2 separate regions of the Homo sapiens genome follow, and region 1 is linked to region 2. Evidence: chromatin loops called from intact Hi-C (ENCODE). Cell type or tissue: PC-9. All regions are shown on one strand. Links, peaks and the distances in the headings refer to the core of each region. The heading gives the core; the rest is flanking DNA. Region 1 has its middle 50 kb from the start of KLRG2. Region 2 overlaps TBXAS1 (thromboxane A synthase 1).

The links. Hi-C counts contacts between places; a loop is a spot of excess contacts. Peaks named below come from ENCODE experiments on the same cell type or tissue, not always from the same donor. Only the 100,000 strongest peaks of a DNase experiment are listed, where the experiment ranks them.
Region 1: a loop joins it to region 2, with 4 times the contacts of the local background. A loop is called at or near these places in 13 of 110 quality-filtered maps.

The regions. Positions count from the first base shown.
Region 1 is chr7:139,429,118-139,438,955 of GRCh38, forward strand. It overlaps a transcript of KLRG2 not described here. Among named protein-coding and RNA genes, the nearest start is that of KLRG2, 50 kb to the right of the region's middle. In PC-9, for the core only: a CTCF peak has its summit at 5,601 (motif pointing right); a DNase peak (open chromatin) is centred at 2,064; H3K27ac peaks cover 1,394 bases.
Region 2 is chr7:139,996,804-140,006,641 of GRCh38, forward strand. All of the region lies in intron 9 of TBXAS1 (thromboxane A synthase 1), which reads left to right. Among named protein-coding and RNA genes, the nearest start is that of PARP12, 61 kb to the right of the region's middle. RefSeq lists a silencer at 1,273-1,473 and an enhancer at 5,820-5,879. In PC-9, for the core only: CTCF peaks have their summits at 5,667 (motif pointing left), 5,866 and 7,323 (motif pointing left); DNase peaks (open chromatin) are centred at 5,688 and 7,288.

The DNA of each region.
Region 1 (9,838 bases), core at 873-8,872, 570 kb before region 2:
CAACACGGTGAAACTCCATTTCTACTAAAAATACAAAAATTAGCCAGACGTGGTGGCGCGCACCTGTAATTGCAACTACTCTGGAGGCTGAGGCACGAGAATTGCTTTAATCCTGGAAGTGGAGGTTGCAGTGGGCTGAGATTTTGCCACTGCACTCCAGCCTGGGTGACAGAGCAAGACCCTGTCTCAAAAAATAAGTAAATAAATCATCACTTCAAGTCGTTCTTTTCTGGAGGCCATATATATGGGTGTTTTTCTTTTTCTTTTTCTTTTTTTTTTATTGATCATTCTTGGGTGTTTCTCGCAGAGGGGGATTTGGCAGAGTCACAGGACAATAGTGGAGGGAAGGTCAGCAGATAAGTGAACAAAGGTCTCTGGTTTTCCTAGGCAGAGGACCCTGCGGCCTTCCGCAGTGTTTGTGTCCCTGGGTACTTGAGATTAGGGAGTGGTGATGACTCTTAACGAGCATGCTGCCTTCAAGCATCTGTTTAACAAAGCACATCTTGCACCACCCTTAATCCATTCAACCCTGAGTGGACACAGCACATGTTTCAGAGAGCACAGGGTTGGGGGTAAGGTCACAGATCAACAGGATCCCAAGGCAGAAGAATTGTTCTTAGTACAGAACAAAATGAAAAGTCTCCCATGTCCTCTTTCTACACAGACACGGCAACCATTCGATTTCTCAATCTTTTCCCCACCTTCCCCCCCCTTTCTATTCCACAAAACTGCCATTGTCATCATGGCCCGTTCTCAATGAGCTGTTGAGTACACCTCCCAGACGGGGTGGCGGCCGGGCAGAGGCGCCCCTCACCTCCCAGACAGGGCGGCTGGCCGGGCGGGGGGCTGACCCCCCCCATATGGGTGTTTTTAAGGCAGGGTTCCTCAAAATACGATCTCTAAACACTCTGAATCAGAATCACAAAATAAAATATTCAGATGGCCGTTGAGCACATAAAAGGAGAATCACCATCATTGCTCATTATGAAATGAAAGTTAAAACTGCCGGGCGCAATGGCTAATGCTTGTAATCCCAGCACTTTGGGAGGCTGAGGCAGGCAGATCACCTGAGGTCGGGAGTTCGAGACTGGCCTGACCAACATGGAGAAACCCCATCTCTACTAAAAATACAAAATTAGCCAGGCGTGGTGGTGCATGCCTGTAATCCCAGGTACTTGGGAGGCTGAGGCAGGAGAATCACTTGAATCTGGGAGGCAGAGGTTGTGGTGAGCCGAGATTGAGCCATTGCACTCCAGCCTGGGCAACAAGAGCGAAACTCCATCTCAAAAAAAAAAAAGTTAAAACTATGAGATCCCATTACACATCCACTAGAATGATCAAAAGTAAAAAGACTGACAGCACCTAAGTATGAATGAAGATGTAGAGCAACCAGAACTCATTTGCTAGTGGTGTTGTAACATGGTACAGCTATTTTGGAAAACAGGCAGCTTCTTACAAATAAGCATATCCTTACCATATGACCCAGCAATCCTCCTACGTACCCAAGGGAAATGAAGACTTATGTCCAATCAAACACTTGTATTTGAACATTCATAGCAGCTGTATTCATAAGAGCGGAAATATCCATCAATTAGAAAGCAGATAAACAGGCCAGGTGTGGTGGCTCACCCCTCTAATCCCAGCACTTTGGGAGGCCGAGGCAGGCAGATCACTTGAGGTCAGCAGTTCGAAACCAGCCTGGCCAACATGGTGAAACCCTGTCTCTACTAAAAATACAAAAATTAGCTAGGCATGGTGGCAGGTGCCTATAATCCCAGCTACTTGGGAGGCTGAGGCAGAAGAATCACTTGAACCGGGGAGGGGGAGGTTGCAGCAGTGAGCCGAGATTGCACCATTGCACTCCAGCCTGGGTGACAGAGTGAGACCCTGTCTCAGAAAAAAAAAAAAAAAAAGGTTAAATTGTGATACATCTCTATAAAGGAAGGGATTACTGACACAAGCAGCAACATGAATACCTTTAAAACATGCTGAGCTAATAAATCAAAAGCTGAGCTAAAGGAATGAGACACAAAAGAGTACACATACTGTACAATCAATTCTCTATGTGAAATCCTAGAACAGGCAAAACTGGTTTCTAGGGACAGAAAGCAGGTTTGCCTGGGGCCGGACCTCAGGGAGGACCAAGGATTAATGGCAGAGAGGGAACTTTCTAGCGTGTTGGAAATCTTCCATATTTTGATTGGCAGTAGTTACATGGGTGCCTACATTTGTCAAAAGGCAGTCTTAAAATAGATACACTTTCTTCATTATGCCTCAGTAAATCTGATTGAAAATATATACACTTTTTTTTTTTTCCTGTTGGCAGTATGGACTCTTTTAGGCAGGGTAGCTCAAAATGTGGCTTCTGGACCACCAACCAGCATCAGAATTACCAGGAAAATTGGGAAAGACCTTGTTTGGGGACCCCCATCCCATGCCTGACCTACTGAAAAACCAAATATCCAGAGCTGCTCTTCTGTGGCCTGCGATCCGCTAGGCCAGCCTGAGTCAGAGCCCGGCCTCAAAAGCTCCACTACATAAGCTGGGGCTGGTGGTAATGTTGAGTGTCAGTTTCAAACAATAGCAGCTGGCAGTGCCTGGTGGGAAGAGACTAGAAGAAGTAGAGGAATTCCATGCAGACCAACCTACTGTGTAGCTCTTCTCTTCAAACTTCTGCTTGTAGAAAGCAAAGGTATGCTCTAAAGTAGAGGTTGAAACTCATGAGAATTTACCTTGGTGAAAGAAAGGGTTAGAAGCTATTTTTAAAAAGCAGTTGCAGGAAGCATTTCTGAAGTCAGAACTTCTCAACCCAGGCTGTACACCAGACTCTTGTGGACCTTTTAAAACATCTAATTTCTATTTTTATCAAAGGAGACATGAATATGGTGTTTTTTAAAAAGGTGGAGATGGTTTTAAGTTTGTAAATGTATGTTTTAAAAAAAAAAAAGTCAGTCCTGACCAGGCACGGTGCCTCACGCTTGTAATTCCAGCACTTTGAGAGGCTAAGGCAGGAGGATTGCTTGAGCCCAGGAGTTCAAGCCCAACACAGGCAACAAAGGGAGATCCTGTCTCTACAAAATATTTAAAATCTAGCCAGGCACAGTGGCCTGTGCCCGTACTCCCAGCTGCTTGGGAGGCTGAGGCGGGAGGATCACTGGCGCCCAGGATGAGACTGCAGTGAGCTGTGATCACACCACTGCACTCCAGCCCAGTCAACAGAGAGGGACTCTGTCTTTGAAAAAAGAAAAAGAAAAAAAAAAGTCTGCCTACAGCCTAGTCTCGCTGTAAACTGATTCCTCTTTGGAGGGAGACATTTACAGAGTTTAAATTATATGCAGGCGAAATACACAATCTTGAGAGTACAGCTTGATGGGTTTTTATATATGTATGGTCATTCCTCGGTATCTATGGGGGATTGATTGCAGGACCCCCCCCCCCCAATATTTTTTTTTGAGACGGAATCTAACTGTTCCTCAGGTCTGAGTGCAGTGGTGTGATCTCGGTTCAGTGCAGCCTCCGCCTCTGCTTCCTGGGTTCAAGCGCCACATCTGAGGGTGCACAAGTCTCTCATACAAAATGGTGTGGCATTTGCACATAACCTATGCATATCATCTCTGTATACTTTAAGTCACCTCTACATTGCTTATAACACCTGATACAATGTAAATGCTACGTAAACAGTTGTTACATTGTTTGTATATCATTTGTATTTTTTTAAATGATTTTCTCCCAAATATTTTAAACCCAAGGTTGGTTGAATTCACCGACGCAGAATCCATGGATAGGGAGGGCCAACACCCAACTCCCACCCAGATCAAGATACGGACCATTTCCAGCACCCTAGAAAGTTCCCTGATGGTCCTTCCAAGCTAATAGTCCCCGCTTCTCAAGATAATCACTATTCTGACTTCGGACACCACTGGTTAGAACCACTTTAGGTGCTTTCTGTGGTTCCTCCTTGTATTTGTTTTCATAGTTCTAAATAATGTTTATACTGCTGTTTCTTGGCTTGCCAACTTGGGACAATGGTAGCTTTCTCGAATAGCAGACCAGACTTTCACTCAGTCTCCATCCTCACCAAGTAAAACAAAAATGTTCCAGATTTCCAGGCCCCGGGATCACTCCTACCACTACCTTGGCTTACTCAGATTGAATCCTGCACCTGGGAGGAGTCTGAGTACCTGTGGTGTGTGGTTTTTTTTTTGTTTGTTTGTTTGTTTGTTTTTTTGGAGATGTAATTTCTTGTTGCACAGGCTGGAGTACAATGGCACAATCTTGGCTCACCACAACCTCCACTTCCCGAGTTCAAGCGATTCTCCTGCCTCAGTCTCCCGAGTAGCTGGCATTACAGGCATGTGCCACCACACCCGGCTAATTTTGTATTTTTTAGTAGAGACGGGGTTTCTCCATGTTGGTCAGGCTGGTCTCGAACTCCCAACCTCAGGTGATCAGCCTGCCTTGGCCTCCCAAAGTGCTGGGATTACAGGCGTGAACCACTGCGCCCGGCCTTTTTTTTTTTTTTTTTTTGAGATGGAGTCTTGCTCTGTCACCCAGGCTGGAGTGCAGTGGCACATTCTCGCCTCACTGCCGAGAATGCAACCTCCACCTCCGGGGTTCAAGTTATTCTTCTGCCTCAGCCTCCTGAATAGCCGGGATTACAGGTGCCTGCAACTACACCAGGCTAATTTTTGTATTTTTAGTAGAGACAGGGTTTCAACCATGTTGGCCAGGCTGGTCTCGAACTCCTGACCTCAAGTGATCCCCCGCCTCGGCCTCCCAAAGTGCTGGGAGCACTTCAGTGTGAGCCACCGCGCCCAGCATCACGCCCAGCATCACGTGCGTTTTTTAACCTCACAGGCGATTCCAGCCAGCACCTGTCCCTGGGGAGCCCTGAGCCTGTGGTACTTGGCCCTGAGGCTGGGAGGAGCTGAAAGGCTCCTGATGTCCCAGACACAGGATGTTTGCTGTGAGGAGCTTGGAAGTTAAAATAGAGTATGTTCTCAGACTGCCAGGTTAATTTGCAGTTGGAATAAGAAGCAAGCCGTGAGAATCACTAAAGTGTTTCTAAGATTTTTATTGCTTGTCAAGTACATCCTTTAGGGCTCCGCGTCTAAATATTTAAGATTCCAGCTTTGCTCTTATCAGAGCTCAAATGTGGCCACAGTTCTCCCACCCTTTGCCTGGTCATAATTCAGAACCAACTTATCACCATGGTTTGTTCTCATTCTCCTTCTCTTACTCCCAACCAGTGACACCCGGGCTTCTGCTTACAGCTGGAGGCACTGGCCACCTACCTTCCTTCCTTGGCTGGGAGCATCAACAGCCAAGCCCCTTTACACGGCAGTCATCTTGATGAGTTGCTGGGGCCAAAGCCTGCCCTCCCTCCCTCTGTAAGCAGTATGGATTCCTTGTGGCCTTCTGAGCCTTCTCCTTGCTACTCAAGAGTTTCCAAATCAAAAGACTTGCAGCCTGTTCCTGTTTTTTAAAAGTATTTATAAAAGCTGAATGTCAATTTTCTACTTAGAGTTATAAATAGAAGCAGATGCTCTGGTTTGTTGATCAGCACGCTGTGTTCTTACAGGGGAAGTCAAAGAATCCGAAGTGTGCTTGGAGCATAGAACTAGCGCAAGAGGGCGCTAGTGAGGCGGTGCGGCGCGGGCGGCCAGGAGCTAGGGTTTGAAAACAGACTTCGGTTTGAGCCCTGAATCTGCCACTTAGAAGCTGTGTGCCCTTGGGAAGCGATAATAATACATTTACCAAAGTCAGACTAGATAACCCCAGCACTGAGGAGTTATCCACATCATCTCTTCGTCCTTCACAACAATAAATCTATAAGCTAGAAGTTACCATCTCCAGACTTACAGATGAGATTGCTGAGGCTTAAAAAAGTCAAAAAGGTACTCAAGGTATCATGATAGGGCCTGGGGGAGTTGAATGTAGTTTAGATTAACCCCAGGACCTACTACTTTATTTTTATTGCGTTTATTCAAAGGCAAAACCTGTAAGAGATGCCTAAAAATGATAATGGCTACCTTTCTTAAAAAAACTTTATTGAGATTTAATTTTCCCACAATAAAATTCACCAATTTCGGCTGGGCGCAGTGGCTCACGCCTGTAATCCCAGCACTTTGGGAGGCCGAGGGGAGTGGATCACTTGAGGTCAGGAGTTCGAGACCAGCCTGGCCAACATGGTGAAGCCCCATCTCTACCAAAAACACAAAAAATTAGCCGGCATGGTGGCAGGCACCTGTAATCCCAGCTATTCGGGAGGGTGAGGCAGGAGAATCGCTTGAACCCTGAAGGTAGAGGTTGCAGTGAGCCAAGATTGTGCCACTGCACTCCAGCCTGGGTGACAGAGCGAGACTCCGTCTCAAAAAAAAATCACCAATTTTAAGCATACAGTAAGTTGACAAATGTATCCCACCACTGCAATCATGATATAGAATAGTTCCATCTCCCCACAAATTCTCTCCTGGCCTCTCCCAATCCTCTCCTCAAACCTCTGGCCCCGGCAACCACTGATCTCTCTAGCATGAGCTTTATCTTCTCTAGAACTTTATATAAATGGAGTTATTGGCATACAGACTTTCATGCCGACTTCCTTCCCTTAACACGATGCTGCTGAGACTCACCCGTGCTGTGTGCATCAGCACATCCCACCTTTTCACATTGAGTAGAATCCATTGTAAGGGTGCCCCGCCGCTTACCCACTTAAAGTCATGTGTTTATTTGCTTTTTGTGTATCTTTTTGGTGAAGTGTCTATTCAGATCTTATATAGGGCCTGTAATTTTTTTTTTTTTTGAGATAGGGTCTTGCTCTGTCACCCAGGCTGGAGTGCAATGGCACAATCTTGGCTCATTGCAACCTCCACCTCCCATGTTCAAGTGATTCTCCTGTCTCAGCCTCCCAAGTAGCTGGGATTACAGGTATGCACCACCATACCCGGCTAATTTGTGTATTTTTTAGTAGAGACAGGGTTTCACCATGTTGGCCAGGCTGGTCTCGAACTCCTGACCTCGAGTGATCTGCCCACCTCAGGCTCCCAAAGTGGTGGGATTACAAGCATGAGCCATTGTGCCTGGCCGGGTCTGTACTCTTAACCCGCACACTCTACCTGCGCATTTTTTTCCTCGAGTCTCATCTATTAAATGGAAATAAAAACGCAAGCATGGAAGAAGACTGCTGCTGTTCCGTCTGCCCTTCCCCCACTGTCTAGGGAACCCCCCCCTTCACACCTCTGCAGTCACACGAATGTTTTAGTCAATGTGGACGTTTCCACACTGGTAACAGTGACAGCTTAGTGGTCCAGAGGCGGGTGCCTGAGCCTGTTTAAAACAATCCCAGTCCTTCCTTGGGACTAGTTTCTAGCTTGGACTGGCTGTTCTCTTGAACTGAGGATGTCACGGAAGTTGACAGCTGTTAGTGGCCATGTGCCGCCATGATAAAGCTGGCCACCGCAGAAGCAAGTGACCCAGGCACAGGAAGAGGGGTCGAGGCAGGACATGAGGAGCCCGGCTCCAGCCAGTCCCAAGCCCAGTTGTATCCCTACTCTTGGCCTCTCTAAGGCCCTCCTGAGTCTTCTAATCATTTCTCTTTCTTGCGTAGGCAGCTTGGAATTGGGTTTTTGTTACTAAAAGCCAAACTAACCCACTAATGTACTGGGTCATTGTGGAAATTCCATGCGCTCTATATGTAAACTGTTCACACACACTACCTGGGGCATGGCAGAGTCACCACAGATGTTGGCTACGACACTGCCAGGTGGCCAGTCCCAGCTAGAATGGCCAGGCACTGGGTCCTGCTGCCCTCACTTCACTCGGTGTCCTTGGATCCTCACAGCCTCACCCGGACTGTGTGTGCAAGGACCTTACGGGTTTGAGGTGAGGCCGGAGCTTGACAGGGGACGAAGAACAACTTAACACCCTGTGAAGTGGGAAATGCCATCTGTGAGAAAGACGCCACTGTGCAGAACTGACAGACCCAGCCTCTAGACTCTTCCTACAGATATTCAAGAAATGAATGATTTGGCCAGGCGCAGTGGCTCATGCCTGTAATCCTAGCCCTTTGGGAGGCCGAGGCAGGTGGATCAGCTGAGGTCAGGAGTTCAAGACCAGCCTGGCCAACATGGCGAAACCCATCTTTACTAAAATACAAAAATTAGCCAGGCATGATGGCGGGTGCCTGTAGTCCCAGCTACTCGGGAGGCTGAGATGGGAGAATCGCTTGAACCCAGGAGACGGTGGTTGCAGTAAGCCAAGATTACACTACTGCACTCCAGCCCGGGCAGCTGAGGGAGACTCCATCTCCAAAAAAAAAAAAAAAAAAAAAAAAAAATTCATCATTAGTTTGTTTGTTTGAGACAGAGTCTCGCTCTGTTGCCCAGGCTGGAATGCAGTGGCATGATCTCAGCTTACTACAACCACTGTCTCCCAGGTTCAAGCAATTCTCATGCCTCAGCTTCCTGAGTAGCTGGAATTACAGGCATGTACCACCACACATGGCTAATTTTTTGTATTTTCAGTACAGATGGGGTTTTGCCACATTGGCCATGCTGGTCTCCAACTCCTGACCTCAGGTGATCCACCTGCCTCAGCCTCCCAAAGTGCTGGGATTACAGGCGTGAGCCACCGCACCCGGCCATCATTAGTCATTTTTCTACGAGTTATTAGGCATAAATTGTGAAACATTCACAGGAGGGATTGTGTGTTTGAGATCATCTCTGGTCCAGTTCTTTGCCTCTCCCTGCATCCATGCCCTTTGCCACCTGAGCCTGCAGCTTCATCTACTTCAGGACTGGCTGGACTCCCCCACCCCTGCCCACTGAGTTTGGCTGTTTCTGTGGCTCCAGCTAGTGGCCTGTTGGGGAAAGAATGGTGTGTCAGTTCTGACCTAGGCCTCAAAAGGCCTGCGTGTTTCTTTTGGCTCTCTTGCCATTGTCATAAGACTATGTCTGCCTATCCCAGTAGCTGGAGGACAATGAAGGACACACGGAACAGGGCTGCTCCAGCCAAGGCCGGGCTAGAGAAGGCCACCCAAGCCAACTTGCAGATGTAGGGGAGCCCAGCTGAGATTGGTGGAGCCGGCCAAACAAACGTGTATTGTTCAGAAATGCAGTTTTATTTATTTTTGAGATGGAGGTGTCTCACTTTGTCACCCAGACTAGAGTGCAGTGGTGTGATTGTAGCTCACTACAGCCTTGAACTCCTGGGCTCAAGTGATCCTCCCACCTGAGTAACTGGGACCACAGACATGTGCCACCATTCCTGGCTATTTTCCTTGGTATATACAGGGTCTTGCTTTGTTGCTCAGGCTGGTCTAGAACTCCTGGGTCCAAGAGATCCTCCTGCCTTAGCCTCCTAAAGTATTGGGATTAGAGGCGTGAGCCACTGCACTGGATCAGAAATGCAATTTTAAATGAGATACCACCATACACCGATCGGTAGGGCTGAAAGTAAAAAGACAACACCAAGTGTTGGTGAGGACTTGTAGCACCTGGACTTTCATGCATTGTTGGTGGAAATAGAACATGATACACCTTCTTTGGGAAACATTTTGGCAATTTTTTTTTTTTTTTGAGATGGAGTTTCGCTCTTGTTGCCCAGGCTGGAGTGCAATGGCGTGATCTCAGCTCACTGCAACCTCCACCTCCCAGGTGCAAGTGATTCTCCTGCCTCAACCTCCTGAGTAGCTGGGATTACAGGCATGTGCCACCACACCCGGCTAATTTTGTATTTTTAGTAGAGACGGTATTTCTCCACATTGGTCAGGCTGGTCTCAAACTCCCAACCTCAGATGATCCCCTCCCCCCCCCCACCCCGCCCCGCCTCGGCCTCCCAA
Region 2 (9,838 bases), core at 1,061-9,060:
TGGGATGGGCCCCAGCATCAATAGGGAACAGCCAAGATAGACAGCCACTGCTGATAAGGCTTCTCTCTTTCAGCCCCTTTTCCCATTCTGACTACTGGCCTTGTGATTGGAGCACCTCACTTTTGCCTGGACTATTGCAAGAACCTCCTGTCTTATTGACCTATTTCCCAACTCTTTCTACCTCAGCCATCCTACATGTCGTTGTCAGATCACACAAAGCCATTTTCAGTATGTTATCTTGACTCATCAAAAACCTTCAGTGGCTCCCTATTACCATAAAAATAAATCTGTGAATGAACAAATAAATGGTTTCCCAAATACAGAGTAAGTTCTATATGGCACAGAACCGTATCTTATCCCCTCTCTTTCCCTGCCCCTCACCCCACACACTCTGCTAATCGGAGTAAATAGAGGGAACCAGGATCTGTGGGGTGAGTGAACAAAAGCATTTTCTCTGCAAATTAAATGTGGTCCACTCACTTCCCAGTGCAGAGAAAGTGGGCTAGGTGATTTAACTATCACTTACTTAGGGGCTTATTTCTTTCAACATCATATACAGTCAGCTGTGAATGTTCCATACTAATGGAAAAAACAGAATCCTAAATATTACCAAACAGCAGATAATTCAAAGACTCGAATCTAGTTGATGTTGGAATGCGTTTTTGCTTATGAGTGCTGAGTGCTTGTGTCTGATAATTGGGGCAATTTTTAAAAATTAGGTAATTAGATGTGTTTTATTTGTTCCTATTTCCCCCTCCCCCCACTATACACACACACTATATGAATAAATAACTCAGCTCCCAAAACAATGCCCTATTTCTTTCTCTCAGTCCTTTCCTGGAATAGAGATAGTGGTTACATTTCAGAATATTAGCAAGGAAGGGAGAAGAAACTGGGGAGGAGCCTGCAGTTAGAGTAAATAGAAGAAACTAGGATGTCAACAGGCTGCTTTTCAACTGATTCACTGTTAAAATTTTAGGCAGTGTGAACAACCTGTCTGTCAAACTGTTTGCAATATCTACTAAAGCTGAACATACACATCCCTCATGACCCGGCAGTGCCATGCCCAGATGTACACCCAACAGAAACCTGTACTCTGTTCACCAAAAGCCATAAACAAGAATGTTCATAAGGCTTTATTCATAATGGCCCCCAACCTGGGAACAACTCAAATGTCCATTGACAAGGAAAAGGATGGATAAATCGGGGCAGCTCACCCAATGGAGCACCAAATCATGAGGATGAACACACCACAACACACAACATGGGTGACTGTCACAGACATGAAACTGAGCAAAAGAAGGCAGACCGAAAAGCCTGCATGGAAATATTTCATTTATAGGAAGTTCAAGACAAAGAGGCAAAAGTAATCTCTCGTGTTAGAAGTCAAGACAGTGGTTACTACTGAGGGGCATGTGACCGGGAGAGGCCACGGGTGTGCTTCCAAGTGCTGGAAGGTTCTGTCTTGGTCTAAGTGCTGGTTACACAGGAATGCTTACAGTGTGAAAATTCATTGAGCTCTAAGTTTGTGTTTGTGTCATATTTTTCCATATGCGTGTTATTCTTCCATAAAATGTACAAGAGGAAAGGAAGGGAGGGAAGGCTGGAGGGAGGGAAGGTAAGACCAGGTAGGCCCAGGTAATGGAAAAGGCTTGGAATTTGAAGACCTGGATTCAGTTCCAACTCTACCATTAACTGGCCGTGCGACCTGGGACAAGTCACTTCACCTCTCCAAATATCTGGTTTTTTTTCATCTATAAAATAGACAATAAAAGCTGCTCTACCTACCTCACAGTGTGGTTGTGAAGACCAAATGGTATAATGGATGTAAAAATCCATTGGTGAGCAATAAAGTGTTTCACAAGGCAAAACACTATTATTATTCTAGATCTCTGCAGACAGCAATTTCTGCAGCAGGTCAGCACTGTCAGTGAAGCTCAGCCCAGAGCCATCATGGAGAAGACTGATGCCCCGTGGGTTGTGTGTTTGTGTGCGCACGCAGCCTGGTTTATGTTTTTTCATTACATCTCTGCACCTAATCCCTTAATGGCCTGGGCCTCAGAGTACAAAAACACCTGGAAAAATCTCTGTGTTTTTATGAGACGGGTTCTGTCCCCTTCTAAAGCAGGTATAAATAGATGCCATGTACACTCTCTTAATTACTTTTTCTCGAGTATGGATGAATTTCAACATCTAAATCTGCCAAATTATTGAAGCTAGCACAGAGAACTTTCTGGGCATTGGCCAGGGAAGCCAGCAATGTGGATGGAAAGATTTATCACCCCCTCTCATAACCAAACCTCCATCGTATCTCCCTGCAAGCCTTGAAACTGCTCACTGGACCCACTCAGACAACAGAGCTATGGGATCTAGAAGGTGAAATGTCAGAGCTCAGAGAACCTCAGCTCCCTCCCAACCTTGCCATAAGAACTCAGGGCTGGCCGGGCGCCATGGCTTACGCCTATAATCCCAGCACTTTGGGAGGCCGAGGTGGGTGAATCACCTGAGGTCAGGAGTTCAAGACCAGCCTGGCCAACATGGTAAAACCCCGTCTCTATAAAAATACAATAACTACGTGGGCATGGTGGTGAGCGCCTGTAATTCCAGCTACTTGGGAGGCTGACGCATGAGACTCGCTTGAACCCGGGAGGTGGAGGTTGCAGTGAGCCGAGATTGTACCATTGCACTCCAGCCTGGGGGATAGAGCAAGACTCTGTCTCCAAAAAACCAGTTGCAAGGGTGAGGGGCTTTGCCTCTGGTTTATGGTCAGAAGGGCAAAGCGAAGGTCACCCCATTTTCCACGGCTTGGTTTCATATTATAGTCCCACGGTCCCTGGAGAATCAGAGTGAATGGAAATCTTTATTCTTCATATGGCTGTATTGCCCCAAGCTGTCCTCGTGCTTAAGGGATTTCCAGCTCCGGCTTCTAGAGGGCAAGGGCCAGCATCACTTGGCCTACTTCTTAGTATAAGACCAAGTCTAGTGACAGCTGGGTAGGCATAACTACTACAGATGCTGCTGTTCCTACTGCTCTGAAGAAGAAAACTGAAGCCACCTCTGCTTCTATTTCCTTTAACAACATAGAAAAATGATAATTTTTCTATTAGGTCCGTGAATCTCCAGGAAAAATCTTTGTGAAAGCAATGACATTTTTATTTTCTTTTTCTCATTTATACTCCAGATGACATCTGCACACACACCCAGTGTGTGGCGTATGTGTAGGTGTGTGACTGTGTGTGTGTGTCTAGCTTTCAGAGAAAATGATACACAAAATGATAAATATAGAAAAGAGATTAATAGGAGAGGGCAGTACTGTTATTTCCTACATAAAAGGATTTATCGATAGATTGCCCATAGAGTTAGTTCCCTAAACCATCAGGTTAATCTATTGTATTTAAATGTATTTAAATATTGGGCCAGGCAGAGTGGCTCATGCCTGTGATCCCAGTACTTTAGGAGGCTGAGACTGGAGGATCACTGGAGTCCAGGAGTTCAACACAAGCCTGGGCAACATAGTGAGATGTCCCCGCATCTCTACAAACAAACAAAAAACAATTAGACAGGCATGGTGGCTTGCACCTGTAGTCCCAGTTACTCTGGCGGCTGAGGCAGGAGGATCGCTTGAGCCCAGGAGTTCAAGGCTGCAGTGAGCTATGACAGCACCACTGCACTGTAGCCTGGGCCACAGAGCAAGAAAATAAACAAACACATATTGGTTTCTAGATCCTAAACTATATGATGGAAAGACTAAGAGACCAAGAATCTTAGGAATAAAATTAGAAGTTACTGCCCATTGAAAATCAACTACATATGAAAAAGTCTCCCCCAAAATGAAGAAACTCTGGTTTGAGAATGTAAATCACTAGGTAAAGATTCTGTTTATTTTATTTCCATGTTTCCCAATATTTAATTTTCAACCCTCTAAGAGCAGTTATTTTATAAAATAAGTCCCAGCTGAAATGAATTTGATAGGATTTTAGAATTTCTTTCTCCCTTAACACATCCTATTAGCCTAGTTCAATAGAGAGAGCAGAGCGCCTCATGTTGAAATAAGCTTTCCCGCCACTGAATGTGTTCAAACAGAAATATCACCTGCTTAGGAGGTACTTTCCAGTTGCCAAAGACTTCCACCTTCATCTTCTTGTTCACTCTACTCTGCAAGATGGGTGGGACAGCATTACAGACGAGGGGTCCTGTAGATACTGTCCTGACGACTGGCCCAAGGCCATGGCTAAGGGTTACAGACCCGGAACAGAACCCTGCCCTTTGCCTCCCTTGTGGGACCCAAAGCCAGGCCAAGGTCAAGGGGAGGCGCTGCAGGGGGGGCTTCCTCATTGGGTGTGGACAGCAAAGGTTGATTTTGAGATTTCCCCCCAGCTCTAATTCTCAGTAATTTGGCCTTTGAAACAGGAGGCAGAGAGAACCCTGGGGGATGGCTTTTCATGTTATCTTTTGGAAACATAGAAGCTTCAGGTGCTTCCTGGCTTGAAATAAGAGAATATTCTGCTCAGTCCCCCACATTTTTGAGACACTCCAGGCCCAGCAGACCCACAGCACCCTCACTAGCTGTTGGTAACGTTGGTGCCTGGATGTACTGACAGAGGACCAGGTGTGCCAAGGGCCTGTCACCCAGGCTGTAGTGCAGTGGCACTATCTCGGCTCACCGCAACCTCTACCTCCCAGGCTCGAGCAATTTTCCTGCCTCAGCCTCCCAAGTAGCTGGGATTACAGGCGCCCACCACCATACCTGGCTATTTTTCTATTTTGAGTAGAGATGGGATTTCACCATGTTGCCCAGGTTGGTCTCGAACTCCTGGCCTCAAGTGACACCCCCTGCCTTGGCCTCCCAAAGTGCTGAGATTATGGGCGTGAGCCACCGTGACTGGCCGATAAGAATTCTTTTCTAAACATGACCACAATACCATTATCAACTAAAACCAAAATGAATGTTCATTCCTTGAGAGCATCAAATATCCTGTTGGATTCACAGTTCCCTGATTGATTCATATTTGTTTTAGGTTGGTTGCAGCAGCCTCTGAACAAGGCCATCCACTTTTCACTGGCTTATTCTCACTCATCCTAAAAATCTCAGCCTGGACATTGTCGCTTCCTCCTCACAGAGTCCCTGATCCCAAATGTGGGAGATGTGTGTCTCTCATCTGTTCTCCCATCTCACCCTTATCCACTTGTTTGCATCCTGATAGACTGGAAGCTCCGAGAGGCTAGGACATGTCCGTGCATTTTAAAGTTACGTCTCCCGGGCCTAGCACAGTGCCTGGTGAATCATGCTCGCCAATTCCATATGTATTCCTTGAATATGTAAATGAAGGATCTCCTAAACAGAACTGGTTTTGCATTCCTCGTAAGCACATTCGATAACACTTTACACATCCATGTCATGATTTGTTTAGGAATCGGTTTCCTCAATGGACAGAGCCTCCTTGGACCCCCAGCACCTGGTCCCGCACCTGACCCATCCAAGGTGCCCGCTGAGGAACTGCTGAATGAAAGAGGACTTATAATAAATTCTATGTTGAGACTTTGGGTTCACAGGCCTTCCTCTCTGGGCCTCATTTTTCTCCTCTCTGTCAAGGAAGGATGGCTGGGAGGATTTCCAAGGTCCTTTCCCGGGACGGGGAGTCCTCATTTAGCATGCGCTTGTTGCCCTCTGCTGGCAGAATTTGCTCAGGACCGTTCTGTCCCTGCTATTCCTGAAAGCTGCAGACAAAGCCAGCAACTGCTGGGTGGACCAGCCAGTGAGTGGGATAGGGACTTGAGTTTTGTTGTCTCGCTGGTTCGACTAAGACATGGAGGTGTGTGCGTCCTTCTGCCTCATCCGTTCATTCCTCAGGTGTGGAGAAGCGCTAGGGTAGGTCTCAGACAGACAGTCGGAAAGACCTATGCCCCTGAGTGCACATTAGGACAGCCAGGGGGCTAAAAAGGGAGAGCTGGTGCCCAGGCCCCACCTCAGACCAACACTGGGGAGTAGGGCCCAAGCATCCATCTATACTAAAACATATAAAAATCTGGCTGTTTCTGGCTGGGCGCGGTGGCTCACACCTGTAATCCCAGCACTTTGGGAGGCCGAGGCAGGCGGATTGCCTGAGGTCAGGAGTTCGAGACCAGCCTGACCAACACGGTGAAACCTCATCTCTACTGAAAATACAAAAATTAGCCGGGCGTGGTGGTGGGTGCCTGTAATCCCAGCTACTCGGGAGGCTGAGGCAGAAGAATTGCTTGAACCCAGGAGGCAGAGGTTGCAGTGAGCCGAGACCGGGCCATTGTACTCCAGCCTGGGCAACAAGAGCGAAACTCCGTCTCAAAAAAAAAAAAAAAAAAGCTGGCTGTTTCTAACATGCAGCCACATGGAGAACTGCTGAACCAAGATGGTCTTTACATACGTATCTTTTTGTTTGTTTGTCTGTTTGTTTGAGATGGAGTTTTGCTCTTGATGCCTAGGCTGTGATCTCAGCTCACTGCAACCTCCACCTCCCGGTTCAAGCGATTCTCCTGCCTCAGCCTCCAGGGTGGCTGGGGTTACAGGCACCCACCACCATGCCCAGCTAATTTTTTGTACTTTTAGTAGAGACAGGGTTTCATCATGTTGGCCAGGCTGGTCTTGAACTCCTCACCTCAGGTGATCCACCCACCTCGGCCTCCCAAAGTGCTGGGATTACAGGCGTGAGCCACCGCACCTGGCCTACATGTGCATCTTGATCTAAAAGCCTAGAAGCACAGTTAAAAAGAGAAAAGCCTATCTAGGGAAAGAGTAAAGACTTTGATTTTCTAATACAAAATTCGCTTAGCCTATCTTTAAAAATTTTCTTTCTTTGACAAACCGTGACAACTTACAAGCCATACAGTTTTCTTCGGGGAACCAACACCATTTACCCATTAGGGATGCTGCTTCCAGATCCAGTTTTTCTTTTTGAGATATAGTTCCCTATTTTTGTGTACCGCACCTCTGTTTCTTGTTTGATACATGCATATTCCTGCATTTGTTAAGATTCGTTTGGTTGCAGACAATGGAATTCAGAATGTTGCTAACTTCAGCTGCAAGTGAGAACTTGTTGGAAGGGACCAAGATGCCACCCACAGGGTTACCTGCCAGGAGCAGATGGCAACAGGAACTGGAACTCCATGGGGCACCGAGAAATGGTCTCTCTGTCCTTTGCTTCTGCTTTGTTGTATACATCTGATTCATTTCTTCTTTCTTGAGGCCAACTGCTGTTTTCTGCTCATTAATCCACAAGGCCGAATGTGGCCAACAATGGGTCTCCACTTCCCTGTGTTCAATCGCCACCTGCTGGAGAAAAACTTTTTTCTTTGTCCCAGATCGAAATTTCCAGACTGGCCCCTTTGGGCCAGTCAATCTTGGCCTGCAGGGCTGGCTACAGGATCTGTGAGGCCCAGTGAGAAATAAAAGCGTGGTAGCCTTTATTCCCAAAGCAGGGGGACGTGTCCATCGTGGTACTCAGCGAGCTTCTTTGTTTCTTCTGCAGTCTCTTTTTCGACTTGTCATGGTGCTTTTTATTTTCCATTTACTGTTGTTCTAAGTAAAGAAAACTCAATGTTAAATTATTAGCAAGCATTTTACCATTCATCTTTATATCAAACAATGCCAGTTTTAAATGTAAATTTCAGAGCGTTTAACTTATATGCAGAACCACTGAAATTACACAATTGGTGTTTGTGACTTGTTGGCCAGAAGAGACAAACACAAACCAAACTCATAAAGATTGGAAGCAGGAAGACAAGTTGCCTCCAGGTTTGCCCAACGGGGATGTTCTTTCAGGCCTGGACATACTGGATGAGCGGGGGGAGTCCAGACCCTTCCAGGCATCCAAGGGCCCTGTCAGCCACCAGACACATGCACTGAGACCCAGCCAGGGAGGCAGGATCTAGGGAAATTGGTCCAGCTGTCTCCCCTTTCCACAGCCTTCCCCAGCCAGCCACAGCAGACTAACCTCCAAGGATCTCTAAACCTCTGTGCTATGACACCCTCAGTACCTGGGCTAGGGGTGGGCAGAGGTTTGCCCCCATCGAGAAACAGCCTCCGGCCGGCCCCGCCACATACACTGTGTGCTGCCAGCCTAGGGCAGGGACGGCCACCACCATGCCAACCCGAGATGCTGCAGGGTGCATGCACCCTATCCTGGCCCTCTCTGTGCCTGTACCCAGGACCCTGTGAAGTGTGGACAGCAACAGTGGCCATAGGTCAGGGCAGAAAGGGGGAAGCCAGGTGGAGAGCACAGGCAGCTGAGAGCTGGTCGTGGGAGGCAGCCACAGGTGGAGCCATGCATAAGCCAGGCTTCCAAAGCACAGATTCAAAGATAAAGTTACGTCCGGGTGCAGTGGCTCACGCCTGTAACTCCAGCACTTTGGAAGGCCGAGGCAGGCGGATCACTTGAGGTCAGAAGTTGGAGACCAACCTGGCCAACATGGTGAAACCCCATCTCTACTAAAAATACAAAAGTTAGCCAGGCATGGTGGCAGATGCCTGTAATCCCAGCTATTTGAGAGGCTGAAGCAGGAGAATCACTTGAACCCGGGAGGTGGAGGATGCAGTGAGCCGAGATCACACCACTGCACTCCAGCTTGGGCGACAGAAAAAGACTCTGTCTCAAAAAAAAAATAAATAAATAAAAGATAAAGTTATGAAGACTCTCAAGACAGCGCCACAGAGGATTAACCCCCGCACAGAGCCCTTTTCATTGGTCACTTGCTCAGCCAGCTGCCCCAGTGGCCTGTGATGGGAGTGGGAAGTGTGGGGTTGGGTGATAACCTTCTAAAGTTAGAACCGTTCCCAGAAATGCAGACGGGAGAGCTTTGGGAAAACCATCCAAACCTTGTTATTTTTTATGACAAAGTAGGAATGCCACCCTGGCCCTCTAAATTCATAAACAGTCACAGACATGGGATTAAACTACATATAATTTCTGCAACGTGGCTTATAGGCATCATTAAACAGCTGCAATATGTTGAATGGCTATGTCATCATAGATTAGCTACGATACTGGCTATGGACTTCAAGACTCCATGTGTCCTGGCCCCTGCCCTTCCACCCCTCTGACCCGAGATGCAGTTCTAACAGGTTCCCGGGTGATGCTGCTGCTGCTGACCCTTGCCCATCCCGGAGCTCACTTTGAGAGCTGGCTGAGATCCCAGGCAGGGTGGCCAGTGGCTGCTCCAGGGCTGTGAAGGGCTCCCCCTGCAGACGGAGGAACTAGGCCTCCCAGCGCCTGTAACTGGAACGTTGGCGGCTTGAGAATGGACTTGCCCTGAAGGCCGGCCTCCTGCTGCTCTGGGAAAAAGAGGGAACAGAAGAAAGCAATCCGCCACCTTGGGGACTCCTCCTGGATTAGCATTATCTAGGTGAAGAAAGTGAGACCATCACCTACCAACCAGATAACTCATTCCACCTCTGTGGGCAAACTGGCAGAGCAGCAAATAAGCTTCCTTAATCCCAGTGCGCCCACACCCTGCTCAAGAGCTCATGGGCACGTGTTCATCTTCAGGCCAAAGATGGGGAGCCAGGGAGTGACAGACTGTCACTCCAGGAGAGTCACCCGGGGGTGTTAGGATCCCCACATTTGCACCCCCTGAAATCTAATCAGCATTTTCCAGCTGTTCCTAATCTGACCTGTGCAAATGGAATCTCATTGGAACTTGCATTTTTCATTATAGTAACTCATATGGCCTCTGTGTTTCGCCTGTTCATAGCCTTTGACCATTTTTCTAGCTAGTTGTCTTTTCCTACTGACTGATAGTAGCTCTTTGGTTTTTGTTACTGTTAGTCCTTTATAGATGTGGCAAACTTTTTTATTTGCTATTTCAC